2 separate regions of the Homo sapiens genome follow, and region 2 is linked to region 1. A link is a loop called in an ENCODE intact Hi-C map of the cell type or tissue named here. Cell type or tissue: GM12878. All regions are shown on one strand. Links, peaks and the distances in the headings refer to the core of each region. The heading gives the core; the rest is flanking DNA.

The links. Peaks named below come from ENCODE experiments on the same cell type or tissue, not always from the same donor. Only the 100,000 strongest peaks of a DNase experiment are listed, where the experiment ranks them.
Region 2: it touches region 1 in a loop (3-fold over the local background); 7 of 110 quality-filtered maps call a loop at or near these places.

Annotation. Positions count from the first base shown.
Region 1 is chr18:36,279,991-36,289,401 of GRCh38, reverse strand. No RefSeq gene overlaps it. Among named protein-coding and RNA genes, the nearest start is that of FHOD3, 13 kb to the left of the region's middle. In GM12878, for the core only: a CTCF peak has its summit at 4,523 (motif pointing right); a DNase peak (open chromatin) is centred at 4,541.
Region 2 is chr18:36,805,551-36,813,550 of GRCh38, reverse strand. It overlaps TPGS2 (tubulin polyglutamylase complex subunit 2), which reads left to right. Exons shown (of 7, transcript NM_015476.4): 3 at 5,617-5,704. Among named protein-coding and RNA genes, the nearest start is that of TPGS2, 19 kb to the left of the region's middle. In GM12878, for the core only: a CTCF peak has its summit at 3,799 (motif pointing right); a DNase peak (open chromatin) is centred at 3,820.

The sequences.
Region 1 (9,411 bases), core at 656-8,655:
TATACTAAACATGTACAGACTTTTTTTATTTGTCATTATTTCCTAAACAACACAACAGCTATTTACATAACATTTACATGATATTAGATATTATAAGTAATCTACAGATGATTTAAAGTATACAGGAGGATATGCATAGGTTATGTTAAATACTACACCATTTTATGTGAAGGACTTGAGCACCCACGGATTTTGGTATCCAAGGGAGGTCCTGGAACCAAACAACCATGAATATCAAGGGGCAACTGTATAGGTAACTCTACATTGTATAGGTAACTTTTTTCCCCTCTCTCTTTGGAAGCTTTTTGAACCTTCTCATTATTCCCAATATACTGAAATTCCATGATGAGGTGCCCTGGTGGGGATTCTTTTTCATTCATCCTGTTGTCATTTTGTGGATATTACTTAATCCAGAGATCCTGCTCTTTGATGCAGAAATGTTCTTATATCCTGTTTTTGATCATTTCCTCTCCACAGTGTTCTCTGCTTGCTCTTCCTAGAACTCCTATTATTCAGATGTTGGATCACTAAGCAGGTTCTCTAATTTTCTTAACTTTTCTGCCCTGTTCATCTCTCTGATTATTTTCTTCTACTTTTTGGGAAATTTCCTAAACTGTATTTCCTTTTCTTCTACTGAATGTTGTATTGCAGCATTCATGTTTTTACTTTTCAAGAATTCTGTCTTGTTCTGTGATTTTTCTTTTTAAAATATCTTGTTCTTATTTCCAGGATTTCCCTGATATTATTAACCACATTTTCTTTAAAGTTTTCTTCTTTTTGCTGCACTGTTTCTGTACACTTTGGGTTCTTCCTTTCTTCTTTTTCTTTCAGTTTTTTTCTTTTATAGTAGACACTTTCCTCAAATGGCATGATCCTTGGCTGTTCATCACATTGAAAGCCAACTGGGAGGCTGGGCAATGTGGCCCACTTCTGTAATCCCAGCACTTTGGGATGCCGAGGCAGGCGGATCACTTGAGGTCAGGAGTTTGAGGCCAGCCTGACCAATGTGGTGAAACCCTGTCTCTACTAAAACTACGAAAAATAGCTGGGTGTGGTGGCAGGCGCCTGTAATCCCAGCTACTTGGGAAGCTGGGGCAGGAAAATCGCTTGAACCTGGGAGGCAGAGGTTGCAGTGAGCCAGGATTGCACCACTGCACTCCAGCCTGGGCAACAGAGCGAGACTCTGCCTCAAAAAAAAAAAAAAAAAAGAAAAAGAAAAAAGAAAAGAAAGAAAGAAAGCTGATTGGAAGCTCTAGGGTATAATAGAGGCACTTTGCCTGATGGACTCCACTGCAGACCAAACCAGTGGACAAATGGCTTATTTCTTGACTATCTTTAGGTCTTTCCTCTGGGGTAGTTTACTTTCTCCAGAAAAATTTTAACAATACTGCCCTTTGCCCAGAACAAGAAAGGCCCCTGCCTTGGGCTCCATGCTTTGGAGGGCCTCATCCTGGCCCTGCTCCTGCCATCCTTCCCTATAGGGCAAGTCCACAGGACCAAGATGTTATGCCCACCTGGAACCCAAGCTGCTCTCTAGACTATTCTCCAGGCACCAGGACCTCAGATGCCCACATGACTCTGAACATGTCCCCAAGGCCTGTATGTGTGTGTCATTTTCAGAGCATCCGTAGGGGTGCACCCCTAAGCATGAAAAGGGGCTAAATGGCAGCTGATTGCAGGGGAAGGTATGGACAGAGTTTGAATGTATAGTCTCCAGTGTCTACACATCTGGGGTTCACGGCTCAAGGGTGAGAAGAAAATGGCTGTAGGCTATGGCTGGCAACCAGGAGCTGGACCAGCTCTTCCCATGCCATCGTGCTCCTATGCAGAGTGCCAAGGATTTTGTCAGAGTAGGAGGCTAGCACATATTTTAGTTAATATTTCTTATGTTTAATTTATGAATGTTAAATATTTAGACATATGACATATGGGTATCCATTTGAACTTTTGTCCTGGGCCCCACTGATGCTGGGAGTGAGCCTGCATCTTTCAGCCTCCCAGCCTCACTAGAACTGGGTGGGGAAAGATGCAGGGTCACTCTGTCCACTCCTCAGTTCCCGTTACTCTCCCCGCATTCTTGTCGTCAGGCACACTTCTACCTTCTCTAAATCCTGAAGCCACTCTGGTTCATTCTCCCTAGAGGCTGTACATGCTGCCTCCTTGGTCCTATGAAGGTGCCACGAACACAACAAGCTACACCAGGGAAGAACTGGAGTGTATGTTCCTTATGATACACTTGAAAGCCCAACTGCAGGGAACCTGAACACATGGATCTGCATGCTAGTGAAACACTGCACGCTTTATATTGCACATTTCTAGTGGAAAATACTATGACTGTACCTGGCAATATTTTCATAAATATTATCCTGGAATTCCATTCATATTCTTAGAAAATAATTTAGCAGGAGCAAAAAAAAATGAATAAATAAATAGCCATGTTCAAAAATAAGGTTTATTGTAGTATTAATTATAAAATTAAAAACTGGAAATTTATATGTCTATCAATATGAGGTATATTTGTATTACTTATAATACATGAATACAACCATGCATTATTTAAATGTACTTATGAAGACCATGTTGAAATACACAAAATCTTTAGAGTAAAACAGAATACAAATAGTGTACATTGACTTTAGCCACTGGAAAGCAATTGTATGGGGGTAGAAGGGTCTTGAGTGTCCAATTTTCGATTATTTTTTCTAAGGTAACTTCACCTTTTCTGGTTAAAAAGTTTTAGCTAGTTATCTATTTAGCTAAAAAAAAAAAAAAAAGTAAGGCTATTTTACCAAACTGTGGATAAATGTGACATAATATTTGCTGTGCCCCAGGAGGAAATGAGAGAATTTTTTTTTTTCTTTGAGGAGTTTTGCTCTTGTCACCCAGGCTGGAGTGCAGTGGCGTGATCTCGGCTCACTGCAACCTCCACCTCCCAGGTTCAAGCAATTCTCCTGCCTGAGCCTCCCGAGTAGCTGGGATTACAGGCACCCACCACCATGCTCAGCTAATTTTTGTATTTTTAGTAGAGACAGGATTTCACCATGTTGCTCAGGCTGGTCTTGAACTCTCGACCTCAGGTGAACCACCCGCCTTGGCCTCCCAAAGTGCTGGGATTACAGGTGTAAGCCACTGTGCCCGACCGAGGATAATAATTTTTGATAACCAGACATGCTTCCTGCAACAGAGAGCTTCAGCACCCAGGTGGAAAGGAAATCCCCAGGTCACAATGAATGGAGGACTCTGTCCTGACTGCAGCAAGTAGTGTCTCCGAGTGATGTCAAAACAATTTGTTTCCACCCATAAGTTGAAGAGGAAAGACCAGGACAGGTCTTCATGGGACCGTTTAGGAAGTTAACAAAAAGTGCTTCACTCTGTAAACTGCAAAAAGCACTGTAAAAGTAACCCTGGAGAGGTTGGGCGGCACTTAGATGGACAAGAAAAGGAGGCAGTGAGAAATCAGGCAGAGGCAGATTTATTACAAAGGTAACAAGGTTTCAGCTCAGGGCTGTTACTGTGCAGACTTCTTCCAAAGCCCCTTCTCTTCTCATGCAAGTCAATCTTTTTGTATCTAATTTTTAATTCATGGTTTTATATTCTTTGTTTGTTTCTGTTTGGGGTTGGGTTTTTATTGGGTTTTGGTTTGTTTTTTGTTTTGCAGGGTTTCTTTTTCTTTTTCTTTCGAGACAGGGTCTTGCTGTGTCACTCAGGCTGGCTCACTGCAACCTCCACCTCCCTGGCTCAAGCAGTCCTCTCACCTCAGCCTCCAGAGTAGCTGAAACCACAGGTGCATGCAGTCACACTCAGATAATTTTTAATATTTTATAGAAATGAAGTCTCACTATATTGCCCAGGCTGGTCTCAAACTCCTGGCCTCAAGTGATGCTCCTGCCTCAGCCTCCTAAAGTTCTGGGATTACAGGTATCAGCCACTGCACCTGGCCTGATTTTGTATTCTTTTCCTTAAAGATGACTTTAAAATTGCATGCATTTTAGGCTCACAAAACCTAGATCTGCTGCTGAGAATGGGCACTATATATTAAAGCTCTCTCAATGTACACACACACTCCACATAGATGCATTAAAATACTCTCTCTATATATACATATACACATCTCTATACATATTAAAACGTTTTCTATATGTACATATATTTATATATTTTTGTATACAGTCACACACCCACTCAGAAAGAGAGAGAGAGAGACTCTACCTAATGAAATCACCAATGCAAAGCAGCGTCCTTAAAGAATTCTAAGAAAAATAGGGAACCCCAAAAGAATGGTCGATGTAAAGTAGGTTTAAGTAATCTGATCAAGAAATAATTCAGAAACTAACTTTTAAACGACACCAACATCAATACTGAAAATCATCTGAAATCTGGTCCATTCAGTAACCCAGGCAGAGGGTCAGAGGTGTGATCATGTTTGCCATTCTTCTCTTTAGGATTTGCTGACCCAATTTGCACCAGTTTTTAGCCTCTTGAAGAAACAAATTCTGCACTTACCTAATGCTGCCAGCAGGTGGTAGACTTGGATTACTCAGGCATAATTATTTTGAGGCACTGAGCTAAAATACAAACTGGCTCATTTGATCTCGATTCTATAAGATAGATCCTGTGGTTTTCCTCGCTTTTCAGATGAGACATAGTAAGACTTAGAGATGTTCAATCACTTGCTCATATAGTATGATGTTTTCCATGATTTTTATTTGGAGATTTGCAAAGTGAGTTATGTAGAAGTTAATTCTGTCTGCACAAACAAGAGAATAGGGAAAAGACTAAAAACAAAAAGGAAAGACAGGCTGAAGGTGCCTGCCAGGTGGATGGATCCTAGCTTTCCTTCTGCTTCCAAGGATGTCCTGAACTCTTCCCTTGGCAAGAAGAGCCTCAGCCTTTCTTGGAGATCCGAGGTGCTGGGAACACTGCCTGCCCAGTGAAGGTTTCTGCTGCTTTCAGTGTCCTTGGATGGCTTGTTGTATCAGCATCCTCTTCAAGCACTAGCCAGCATTCGGTTCTAGCAGTGGATCTCTGGATCCGCTGGATCCCTGTAGCCTGTGCTGTCCTCAGTAGCTTACCCCTCCCTCTCGGATAAAAAAGAGCTGAGAAGGATGGGACACAGTTGGTCCAGAGGGCTTCTTCTGATCAGAGGGTCACTCCAAAGAACAAATGCCATCACTGGAGCCAGCCTTCCAGTGCCTAGCGTCTCTCATCGCAGTTGAAAGGTTGTGGCACACTCCAAATGCCTTTTCCTCTCTTCCCTTGCTGAAGGCCCTGGAGGCCAGAGGTAGTTGTTGGTGGAAACGGACATGGCAGCTTCTGTATGGACAGCATTCTTTTTTTTTTTGAGATGGAGTCTCTTGCTGTCACCCAGGCTAGAGTGCAGTGGCATGATCTCAGCTCACTGCAAACTCCGCCTCCCGGGTTCAAGTGATTCTCCTGCCTCAGCCTCCTGAGTAGCTGAGATTACAGGCGCCCGCCACCATGCCCAGCTAATTTTTTTGTATTTTTAGTAGAGACAGGGTCTCACCATGTTGGCCAGGATGGTCTCAATCTTCTGACCTCGTGATCCACCCACCTTGGGCTCCCAAAGTGTGGGGATTACAGGCATGAGCCACTGAACCCAGTTCATGGACAGCTTTCTGTCATCCCAAGGAGATGGCACTCTGACCATCTGTGGGACTTCCCTTTCAATCTCACAGGCCAACCTGGTCCCTGCTAGATGTACACCTGGCTCCCGAACCTCCCTGAAAGCGCCATTGTCCTTGTGATCATCTGATAAGAGCCATCTAGCTCACTGAACACGAGAACTGTGGGACCGTGCCCATGGCTTAAGCCTGTAATCCCAGTGTTTTGGGAGGCTGGGGCGGGAGGATGACTTGAGCAAGGGGTTTGAGGTTACAGTGAGCTATGATCATGCCACTGCACTCCAGCCTGGGTGATAGAGTGAGATGCTGTTCTATAAAAAAGAACTGTGGTCTTTTCTTTTCTCACAATCACCATCCAGTGCAATGGGAGGCACACAGTGGCCATCACAGCTCATGAACAAATCACTTGCTAATGCTTATTTTTACAATATTTTATGTGTATCAAAAAGCAATTTGTTTAATAAACAATAATGGCTTTCCTTGAGTGAGGTGAGCAAAAAAATGGATGCCTGAGTTAGAGGCCTGGGTTCAAAACCTAGCCCCACTACTTACGAGCTCAGGGTCCTAGGGCAAGTGACTTACTCTCTCCGTGCCTCTCTTCCCTCATTTCTAAAATGGAGATGGTAATAGTCATAGATTTCTCATAAACTTGTTAGAGAGGATTAAGTAATTTAATACCTGTGAAGTGCTTACAATGGTGCCCACAATGATCATTATTCAGCAGTTTATCACAATGGTGAAAAGGCAGACCTAGGTTCAAATCTTATCCTTGCTCTGTATAAGTCGTCCTCTGATCTTGATTGGGTCAATTAATCCCTCTAAGCCTCAGTTTCCTCATTTGGAAAATGTAGGTATAAATACCTACCCTTAGGGTTTTTGTGAGAATTAAATAAAATAAAAGTGCATGACTCTATATACATTCACAAGTAGAAAATAAATGTTATTTTTATTAATAAATTTCTTTAATAAGAAATAGTTTTTAATGTGCAAAAAAGTATGATCTCAATAACCCTACTCATCTTCAGTTACTGCAATCAAAATTCCAACATACTACTTTGTCACTAAGTCACTAAATGAGTTGTTTTTCTCCATGTTTTATGAGAAAAGTCATCGTGCTTCCACTGGTAAGAATTAATTATTGCTGAGTGAATGATTAATTCAGCATCATTAAGCAACTGTGTTTTTTAAAAAGGCTAATTTGAGCTATAAGCAAAACATGTGGAAAGGGTACAACTACTATAAATTCAACATTTTGAATAGATTTCTCGTAAATCTGCTGCTTTAAATGTTAAATAAACATTTAAAATTCATTGGGACTTCTTAGCTGAAGCCATGTTTTAACAGGATTTATAAGTTTTTTCTAAAATTGGGGACCAAACTCTGCGTGTGAAATCATTTTTAAATGCTTCCCTCATGGGAACTGTTGAAATTAGTGACTAGATTATTTTAATGGTTTCTGCTTATACATTGGTTCCACCCACTAGATCCTCACTCAGCTCCTTAAGAGCAGGGACTATGTAAAATGCATCTTTGTGCCCCCAGCACGAAGCACAGTGCTCGGCACTATGATCCATCAAGTTTCATTAACCAAAGCTGGTGAAGAAGGCCAGGAGAGGAGGGTAGTGAGCCAGAGAGGAGCCCAGGGTGGCATCCAGCCAAGATCTCAAAGGGATGACAAAAGGGTGTTCTAAACTCCCAACGAGCTGTCTGGAAAGGCCAGGGCTGAGCTTTTTTCAAGAATCCTGGAGAGCCACCACATATGGCTTTTCCATCAATGCAAAGAACAGAGTCACAAGAGCACTAAGAGAAGCTACACAGAAGGGCACGAGTTATTGGTGGCACGGGGGAAAGTCTGGAAACCTATACACCAAATCATTCAAGGTTAACTGTGTCTCTGATAGGGTGGTAGGATGAGAGGGTATTTCTTTTTGCTCATCTCTATTTCTACTTTTCCCACAATAAGCTTACATTTCTGCATCAGTTCATTGCTCTCGGTGACTCTTGGATCCATCCTCTGAAAGGTCTTTTCTTCTCCATAACACTCCTTGGGTTATGTCCTTCTGAAGTGCCCGTCTGAAAAGGGCACTTTGGAGAATGTGCACTTTTTGGTGGCTGAATAGCCTTATCTTTTTTCTTTCTTTCCATATGAAGTCTGAAGCTTAGAAGTTTTTTTTTATATCTTGAATAGTCAGTCCCTTTTAGTCCAGACTGGTGGCGCTTTTGCTAATACAGATCTTTCAAAACTAAATGGAAGGTTTTTATTTTGGTCAACTCTATGTATTAAAAATCACACAACAATTCTGATGAGGAAATATTGACAAGAATTGGGCACATCAAGCTTTTATGGTACTACACATTTAAAACTTTCTAGAAACCCAAAAGTGTACCTTATTTCAGAGTTCTTAGCTAATTATGTGATGGCCATGACCTTGATGTGGTTCTCTCCTAGCCTGAGTTTATTTATCTTCCTTAGAACTTTGCTGAACTCTGCAAAAAGGAGCCCCATCAATGTGATTTTTTTCCGTATGTCTTCTAACATATGCCATACGGTTGGCATATGGTCAATGTCTCAAAAGACAACAGGCAACAGATTGATAAATATTTTGCCGCAATATAATAAAGGTTATCAACCTTCCAATTTGAAATATTTGAGTCCTTACTATTCACTGATGTGGTACACATCAGGCACCACATTTTCTATCCGTCAGAATTCTTAGTTGGAAACAATAGAAACTAATTCTCACAAGACTAAGCAGAAAATAGGTGTAATAAAGGATATTGTGTAGCTCGCAGACTCCCCAGAGAGCCAAAGAATCAGTTTTGGAGATTGCATAGCTACTCTAAAGTAGACACCACTAAAGGCTCTGCCAGGCATCGCACCACAGATCGTACCGCCATGCTCACTGCCTCCATCACTACCACCAGTAAGCCATGGAGATTTTTGCTTTGCTTGTTAGAGCAGTTAGTATTATTTACACTAATATTTCTTCTGCTTGCTAAAAGGTGTGTTTAATTACAAGTGAATGTGGAATTTCTATCAAAATTGTTCTCTTCATTTACTGAGACAATTTGACTTGCTCCTTTAATCTCTTATTTTCTAAAAGTAAACCTCGGCATCCTTGAAATTAATACAACATGGTCATAATATATCATCTTTGCAGATATTACTGAACAAAGTTTGCTACTTTTTAAAGAATTTCTGAATTTATGTTCATAAGTGATAGGAGCTTATAATCCTCAGAAATGGCTATATGAATATTAGATAAATTGGACTGCAGAGCAAAGAAAATTTCTAAGGACAAAGAATATTACACATCAATAAAGGAATAAGTCCATCACGAAGGCATAGCAATCTTAGGGGAAATGCACCAAATAACATAGCTCCAAAATACATGAAGCAAAAACTGATGCAGCAGAAAGAAAAATATTAATAAGACAAATACACATTGTATTCAGAGATTCTGGCAACCAGACAAAGACAGTGCAAGAAAAGAAAATTACAGACCAGTATCCCTCATGAGCTTAGATCCTCAACAAAATATTAGCAATCAAACCCAGGAATATATGAAAAAAATAAAATATCAGGATCAATGGAGTTTATCCAGGAATAGCAAGACTATTTCAATATTTGGAAACCAATCAATATAGTCCACCATAATAACCACAGAAGAAAAATCACATGATCATATCAATTGATACAGTAAAACCATTTAACAAACTTCAAATGCCCCCATAATAAAAGTTATCAGCAGCCTAGGAATAAGAAAGC
Region 2 (8,000 bases), core at 1-8,000, 520 kb before region 1:
TGCATGTGTGTGACTGTGTTCAAATGAAACATTTTTACAAAAACAGGTGACAGGGTGGATCCAGTGGCCATAGTTTACAAATTACCATCCTTCCTTCATTTCTCAGTTATTCATCCTGCCACAGCCTCTCTTTAGCCATCACCATTCTTGGATACCATTCTGTCAAAATCACTAGGACCTCTTCATGGCTAAAGACTTACTTCATCTCACTTGGTGTGGCTCCTGCATGCCCCACAGTTAGCCACTCCCTTCTCTGCTAGCCTCTCCTCCCTTGGATGCAGAAGCAGAACTCTCTTGATCTTTTCCTTCCTCGCAGACTCTTCCCTCCTAGTTCTCTTTGCCCCTTCAGCTCCACAACACTTACCTATTAAACATTTATCTCTATTTAAATTAGGAATATGTTTGGCTTAAGGAAAGATAAACTAGCAATAGCTTAAGCAAATAGGAATTAATATTTTTCATGTATCAAGTCCTGAGGTAGACAGTTGCAGTTGGTTCATCAGTCCTGACAATGTTAAGCCGTTATCTCTGTAATTATTTTGTCCTTTTTCTTTATGGTGCCTCTGAGTAGAAAAAACACACACTGTTTTTCCTCTCCTGTTACTCCGCAACAATCAACACAGAAAATTTCCATGACCAAATGTGTGTGTGTTGCAAGGGGGAGTTCCCAAACACATCAACAAGCTATCAGTTCTGCAGTGAATACCAGCTGGGTGTCCTCCAATTCAGTTCCGACACTGTCTCCCTGGAGATAGCATCAGATCCCATAGGTTAAGGGCTCAGTCTCACAAGACTGCCCTCACTTCCAATGCCAATTGCAAGTCCCAGGTTGTTTTACCTGTGCTTCTGACCCACCAGCTATAAATTGGGGTTCCCATGACCCCCTCCTCAGGTTCAATTAATTTGCTAGAGTGGCTCACAGAACTCAGAGGAACACTTACTTAACATTTACAGGTTTATTACAAAGGATACAGATGAAGAGATGCACAGAGCAAGGTGTGGTGGGAGGGGCGTGGAACTTCCCTGCCATCCGAGAGCACGCCACACTACAGGAACTTCCATGTGCTCAGCTGTCCGGAAGCTCTTCAAACTCTGTCTTTTGGGTTTTTATGGAGGCTTCATTATGTAGACATGATTGATTAAACCATGGGCCATTGATAATCAACTTACCCTTCAGCCCCTCTTCCCTCCCTGAGGTCAGGGGGTGGGGCTGAAAGTTCCAACCCACTGCCTGCCTTGGTTGTTCTGGTGATCATCCCCCATCCTGCAGCTACCTTGGAGATGCCAGTCATTTGTCAACTCTTTAGCACACAAAAAGATGTCACTTTGGAGATTCCAAGGATTTTAGAAATTGTATGCCAGGAATCTGGGACAGAGACCAAATATTTATTTCACAATATCATAGTGGCAAAATAACTGCTACAGTCTGAGCTATCATTTCCAAGCTCAAAAAACAAAAAAGAGGTAAGGGATGTGGCCAGGCATATCTGTCACCTTTTAACAGGACAGTGAAAGTTTTCTTAGAAACCTTCTGTTTTGGACTTGTGTTTACATTTTAATGTCCAGCAGTAATTGCAGGAGGTTCTGAAAACAAGTATTTAATAGGACACATTGCCATCTCAGACAAAATGAAGGTTCTGCCAAGGAGAAAAAGGAAGGTGGATTTGAATAAGCAATCCATGTGTCTGACACAGCCTTCTCTGCCCCTTCCCTCATTTCTCTTTCTGTTTCTAGTGCCCCACACAGTATTTATCCCATAATAGATACTTAATAAATGTGAAATGAGTAAGTGAATTAGATAAAACGCAAAAGTCAGAAAGAGTGTCGAGCCTTCCCAAGGTTGCCTAACTTCTTTTCCACAAGCAATCCTTAATTGCATTCCTGAGACTCAGGCTACCACACCCACCATCTCTGAAGCAGAGCAGCTGTAGATGCAAAGGCTTCCCCCACTAATTCCCCCAGTGGTAGAATTTTGATGATTATATAAACTTGAGGGTATTACTCTTCTGAAGGTTGCCTCATATGAGCTCTGTCAGACACACAGCTTCACCAAGACTTGTGGTGCCTCTAGACAGGCCAATATTTATATATTTTTTTCTTCACGTATTTTTAGAGGGAGACTAATGGTTCTGTGGAGAAAGGATTTTGGAAAAAGTATGCTACCTTTCCTTTGGCTGTTAAGCAATGCAGCTCTGGCCCCAAACTCTCATACCCTACTCAACAAAACAAAAGGGTTCAGTTAACCAAGCCCTCCACCTCTCCTAAGGTGGGAGTTTGAGAATATATTTGGGAATTCTCTTGGGGATCTCACACCATCCCTCCACAGCTCATCCAGGTTTTCCTCCACTTCATGGAATGTCCTCCCTGAGAAGAGTTTCAGGAGATGCCGTTGTGCTCATTGCCACAATTTCCAGCAATGTTCTCATGCTCCTTGATGGACGTCCTGGGCAGCTCTTCACCTGGCCATGGTTGCAGACCAGCCAGAGAGCCAGCTCAGCATGGACCAGCACCTACAGAGACATTGATTTCTGTCCTTTGGGCCCTATGCTGACCTGATCCTGCATCTGCTCCCTAGTTGGGAAGTGGCCTCTAAAAGTGAGGGGAATAATGGGGTGCAGGATTGTCCAGGAGTAGAAAAGGTGAGTAGAAGGCAATGGACAGCCCCTAGCCCTTCCCTTGAGGCCCAGTGCTATTGGTTTTCTGGAATCTTGTTGATAGCTCCCAAAACAAAAAAGTGGCTCAGGTCCTTCATCTGATGAAGTAGTAACAGAGCTTGTGATGGACTCTTTCTAAAGTAGCTTAAATAAACCATTGTAGATTATCTCAGGAGAAGAAAAGAAAGATTAAAAATTAGGAACTATGTGACAGAATCACCACTGGGCTAGAGATTGCAGATACCATCTTGATGCAATCAGCTGTTAGTTCAGATACCAGTCGTTGTTACTCTCCCTTGTTGGCTTTCTCCCCAGACCCTCTCTCCAATCCTGATATTACCCTCCTCCATTCACTTTCTGCCGATCTTCCTCCTCCCTGCCCTCCTATCACACCCCCCAAAATATAGCCTGGGCATGGATCTGTGTGGGAAGAAGCCCTCTGATGTGGGCAGATTGCTCCCTGTGGAAAAGCAAACTCTTTTCAGGTTGGTTAGAACAGAAATTTTAAAACGGCAGTAACTGAGTCACTGGCCAGAAAAAAAAAATGGTGAGATACGTTAAAATTAGGAGAGGTTGTTTACTTTTCTCTCCAACCTTAAAGGACTGAAGCAAGTATGTGGTCATTTAAATTTTGGTTGTGAACCTTTCTTCCTGGATTTGCCCCACTCAGAAGAGCTACATGCAGTAGGAAGGCTGGAGAACTGCAGGCCCAGCAACTGCCCCAGGGGTGCTTGGGGCAGAAGGGTCTGCAGCAAAAAGCAGCAGAGTCAGGGCCGCTAGTCGTTTAAATTAGAATGACAGTGAGGGATTGATGTTTTTCATGAATTTGGTTTACTTGAATATTTTTATGTATATTAGTATTTGAAATGTGTGTTAAATATTTGATTTCACAGATTTTTTTCTATTTGTATGAATTTTGAATAATTGTAAAAAATATTGGTATAAAATAATACCAAAACTTATTTCTTGGGTGAAATAAATACCATAACAAATGTTATAATTACTATTAATTACTGGAATTATTCAGCCTGTCTTACATATGAACAATGCCAAATAGTCCACCTGCCCTCAGCCTGGATCTCATGGAATCCCCATTAAGAAAGGCGGATAGACAGTAGTTTCCTTGTCTTCACCACTAGATGGCACTAGTGATCAAAATGTCAGAGCAATGCTGTCCTTTTGGGGCGACGAGAGGAGCAAGGACCTTGCAGAACACTGGTAACTGTAGGCTTCCTGTACCAGGGTTTTAGGAGTGGGAGAAAGGCATTCTGCAAGTGCATTTTTTCTTCTGAAAGCACAGATAATGTGGCCACACAGGAGGCACTAGGAGCAAGCCCATTACTCCTAATAATAGGAAAACAAATTAGTCCAAGGAGTCTGAGTCTCTTAAATTTCACATTTATGAGACTGGGTACTAAATAATGGACACAGAAAAAACAAAACTTGATCAGAACATACATTTTAGTTCATAAATAAAAGAAATTTAAAACCTGTTTCATTAAAATGACAGCTGTTGTCCATTTAATAATCTAAAAACATGCTTAAAATCTCCGGCAAGCTTGAAGCTTTCTCTTTATCTATAGTTCCTGAAGATGCTGTGGCTGTGAATAATAATAATTTCCTAGTCTCCTCTCTTCCTGTCAAACTCACACCCCCTCGTACTGCCAGTGTTCTGTATATTAAGTCTTAGAGTTTATTCTTGAACCTAGATTCACAGAGTGATGTGTTCGTCACTCAGCTACTGGCAGAGTTGGGAAGTGAACTCAAATCGTCCTTCTACATGATGCTTTCCCATGCATTGGGTACCTAGAACTGACTGACAGGATGACCTAATGCAGTCCTGACATAAGCAGTTGTCGGTATCACATCTCAGAAGGGTCCAGTAAGCCACAAGCTTGGATAGTTATTAACATGTTGCCTCTTTGCCTCTGTAACTACATCAAGAAGTCACTCTAGGGGGCCCAGGAAATGAATTGGAGAACTCATCCTTTGCACATTCCAGGGATTTGAGTTGGCTAGGGAAGACTGGTCATACACACACACAGATGTGAGTTACTTAGAATGTAGGGCTTGTTCCTGGTATCTCCTGAAGGGATACTAAGTTTCTTCTTTGTTCTCTCCAGCAACGGTTTGGATGATTTCATATCCATGGATATGTGAAATATTTGAGTATATATGGTTACCTTCTAAGAGCTGTCAGAACTTAGACATTGCATAAGTTTTCTGGAAATGATATACTCTTCACTTTGTTTTTTTTTTGAGATGGAGTCTCTCTTTGTCACCCAGGCTGGAGTACAGTGGCACAATCTCGGCTCACTGCAAGCTCCGCCTCCCAGGTTCATGCCATTCTCCTGCCTCAGCCTCCCGAGTAGCTGGGACTACAGGCGCCCGCCACCACACCCTGCTAATTTTTTGTATTTTTAGTAGAGATGGGGTTTCACCATGTTAGCCAAGATGGTCTCCATCTCCTGATCTCGTGACCCGCCCACCTCGGCCTCCCAAAGTGCTGGGATTACAGGCACTCTTCACTTTTAAGATGCTCTCATTTGTCCAATAATTTGTTTCAGAAAATAATATATGACCATGGGTCTGATATGTACGGCAGTGATTGCTTTGCTTGAACATTGTCAGACTTTACCTAGGACTTCCCCTCTTGCCATGTTCCCCTGTCTCCTCTTCAGCTTGTTCCCTTTGAGCTCCTTTGCCAGGTGGCTGCCCATTGAGGCATTATCATGGCAGAGCAGGTACCTGGTTTGCATTAGCTGCTGAAGAAAAAAAAGGCAAACTGGAACTCTGCTTGCAAGACCCCAGTGCCTCTCTAATAGAGTTTTGTAGGTGACTATCAGAGCCTTCCTATTTCAGGGACGTATAACATGCTAAACGTGTCCCCAGTGCCTTAAGCCATAGCCCTGTACCCTCTTTCCCAGCCCTTACCTAACACTTAGCTGCTTTGTGATTCTAGAAGAATAACTGTGTGATGCCTGAAGATGTGAAGAACTTTTACCTGATGACCAATGGCTTCCACATGACATGGAGTGTGAAGCTGGATGGTGAGTCAGCCTCCTTGTAGGAGAACATTTCCCTGGCTGAGAGATTGAATGGGACAACTCTGAGGGCCCTTCGACTTTTGAGTCTTTGAATCTGGATGGTTTTCATGGGTGCCCCTCAAGTGCCATGTCCAGAAGCTGTGATTATGTCCCAAAACTAACAGATGCCATCATTGCTTCACCCACCACAAATCCCACGACAGTCTAGCAGTATGGAACTGGAAGTTCAATTTAGAGGATTCCTGTAGGAATAGGGTAGAGAAAACCATTAATTACTACATAAAAAACCCTAGCCACCTCAAACTTAAAGCCTCAGAGGGCTCTACCTCCAAGCAAACCCCTCAGGGTAGGCGGCAGTGACAGTCTCTAGTGTTGATGAGGGGGCCACTTATCTCTTTCAGGCTCTTCCTTTATTCCCACCATCATAAAGACCTTAGGGCCCTAATCCTCAAACCAGAGTCTTCGCTTCTCTCCTTCACATCACCTCAGCCTAAGTCACCAGCTACCTCAATTCACAGGCTGCCATCTTTTGTCTAGGACAAAACATTTTTGTGTGGATGTGGGAACTCACAAGTTTGTACATGTCAGATTGTAGGTACTATGTAGGCATAAAAGGCAGTGCTGAACATTTAGGTGAAGACTCTTGAAAACATTTCATAGTCTAGAAAACCCTGTCCAGCCACAGGAGCCCAGCCCGTTCGTGGCACAGATTCCCCAGCCCCTCCCCTCCAGTTCCTCCCCTCCAGTCCATTATTGTCTCTGACTCCAACCAGATCTACTTTGGCCTTGGGAAGTACCCTACATTTCCCCACTGCTGTCCCTAAAAATGCAGTGACTTCTGTTGTACTGCAAATCTACAGAGCAGACTTCTCCCCTTTGTTGCCTCGGCCTTCTACCTACACACCTGAGTTCTGTTTGGGTGATTTCCAAAGCCTTCCTGTCTATCTTGCACTGCTGGTCAGAGGTACTTTTTTTTTTTTTTTTTTTTTTTTTTTTTTTAAGATGGAGTCTCACTCTGTTGCCCAAGCTGGAGTACAGTGGCGCGATCTCTGCTCACTGCAACCTCCGCCTCCCAGGTTCAAGAGATTCTTCTGCCTCAGCCTCCTGAGTAGCTGGGATTACAGGCATGTGCCACCACACCCGGCTAATTTTTGTATTTTTAGTAGAGACAGGGTTTCACCATGTTGGTCAGGCTGGTCTTGAACTCCTGACCTCATGATCCGCCCACCTTGGCCTCCCAAAGTGCTGGGATTACAGGTGTGAGGCACCGCACCCAGCCAGAGGTACTTTTTTATAGCTTGCTAGTGAATATTGAACATTAGCTTTTATCTTAGAATCATTTCCTCCTTTGGCTTAGAAACCATCCTTGTCACCAGCATCAGAACCTTCTTTTATAGCATGGCCGTGGCTTTTGGTGTCTGGAGCAACAGAGAGGGGACAGAGACTAAACCAACTGACAGACTTTCCCTGGCCCACATCCTTGCAACAGGCTAGCCCCTTTATATGCCTGCTTCAGAGAATAAAATTTTATGAATGAGTCCCAGTTCATTATTGCAATACCCTCTCTAATTTAATCTCCCCAAGCCCAGTCTTCTTATCCCCATTTCCATACCCATGATATACTGAACAGCCTAAGTCAGAGACAGAAAAGGCAGCAGAGGCATCTTCTGATGTTTGCCTCTTTAGTGGTCTTTTATTCTTAGACATTCCATGGTCTTTACACAGGTTGTTTTATTGCTTTAAACCATTCCAGTTTTTTCAGCAAATAAAGAAAACATGGAGCTTCCTAGTCTGTATTTACACCCTAATCACAGAAGACTAGAACCAAGCAAGAAGACTGCCAAATTCTCATCACTGAGTAAGGGAAAATGATAAAGAGAAGGGGGGAATTTTTTTTTTAATCATGAAAGCTTATAACAAGAAGAATAGAAGGGGTCCATTATATAATCAAAGCTATTACTCCTTCAGAAAATGTTTATGCAGAATACTTGCTAAACAAAGGAAAGAGGGAGCAAAAACATTTTAATGTCCTTTACCCTTCAAATGTCCCAAAGCCCAGATTTCCCAGTTCTTTGTTGGTATTCCCTTTGAAATTTTTCTTCCACTCTACCCTAATACATACAATGGGGGCTCTTCATCACCCGTGGCCCCCAGTTCCTTTTTTTGTATGAAAGGTTGGTACTTTGGAATATGCAGTGAGTAATCCTCTTCTTCCCACCTTCCATCAGATTCGTCAGCCATGGGGCGAAACAATACCTGGGCTTAGGTTATTCAAGCAGAATCTCATGATAACCATTGT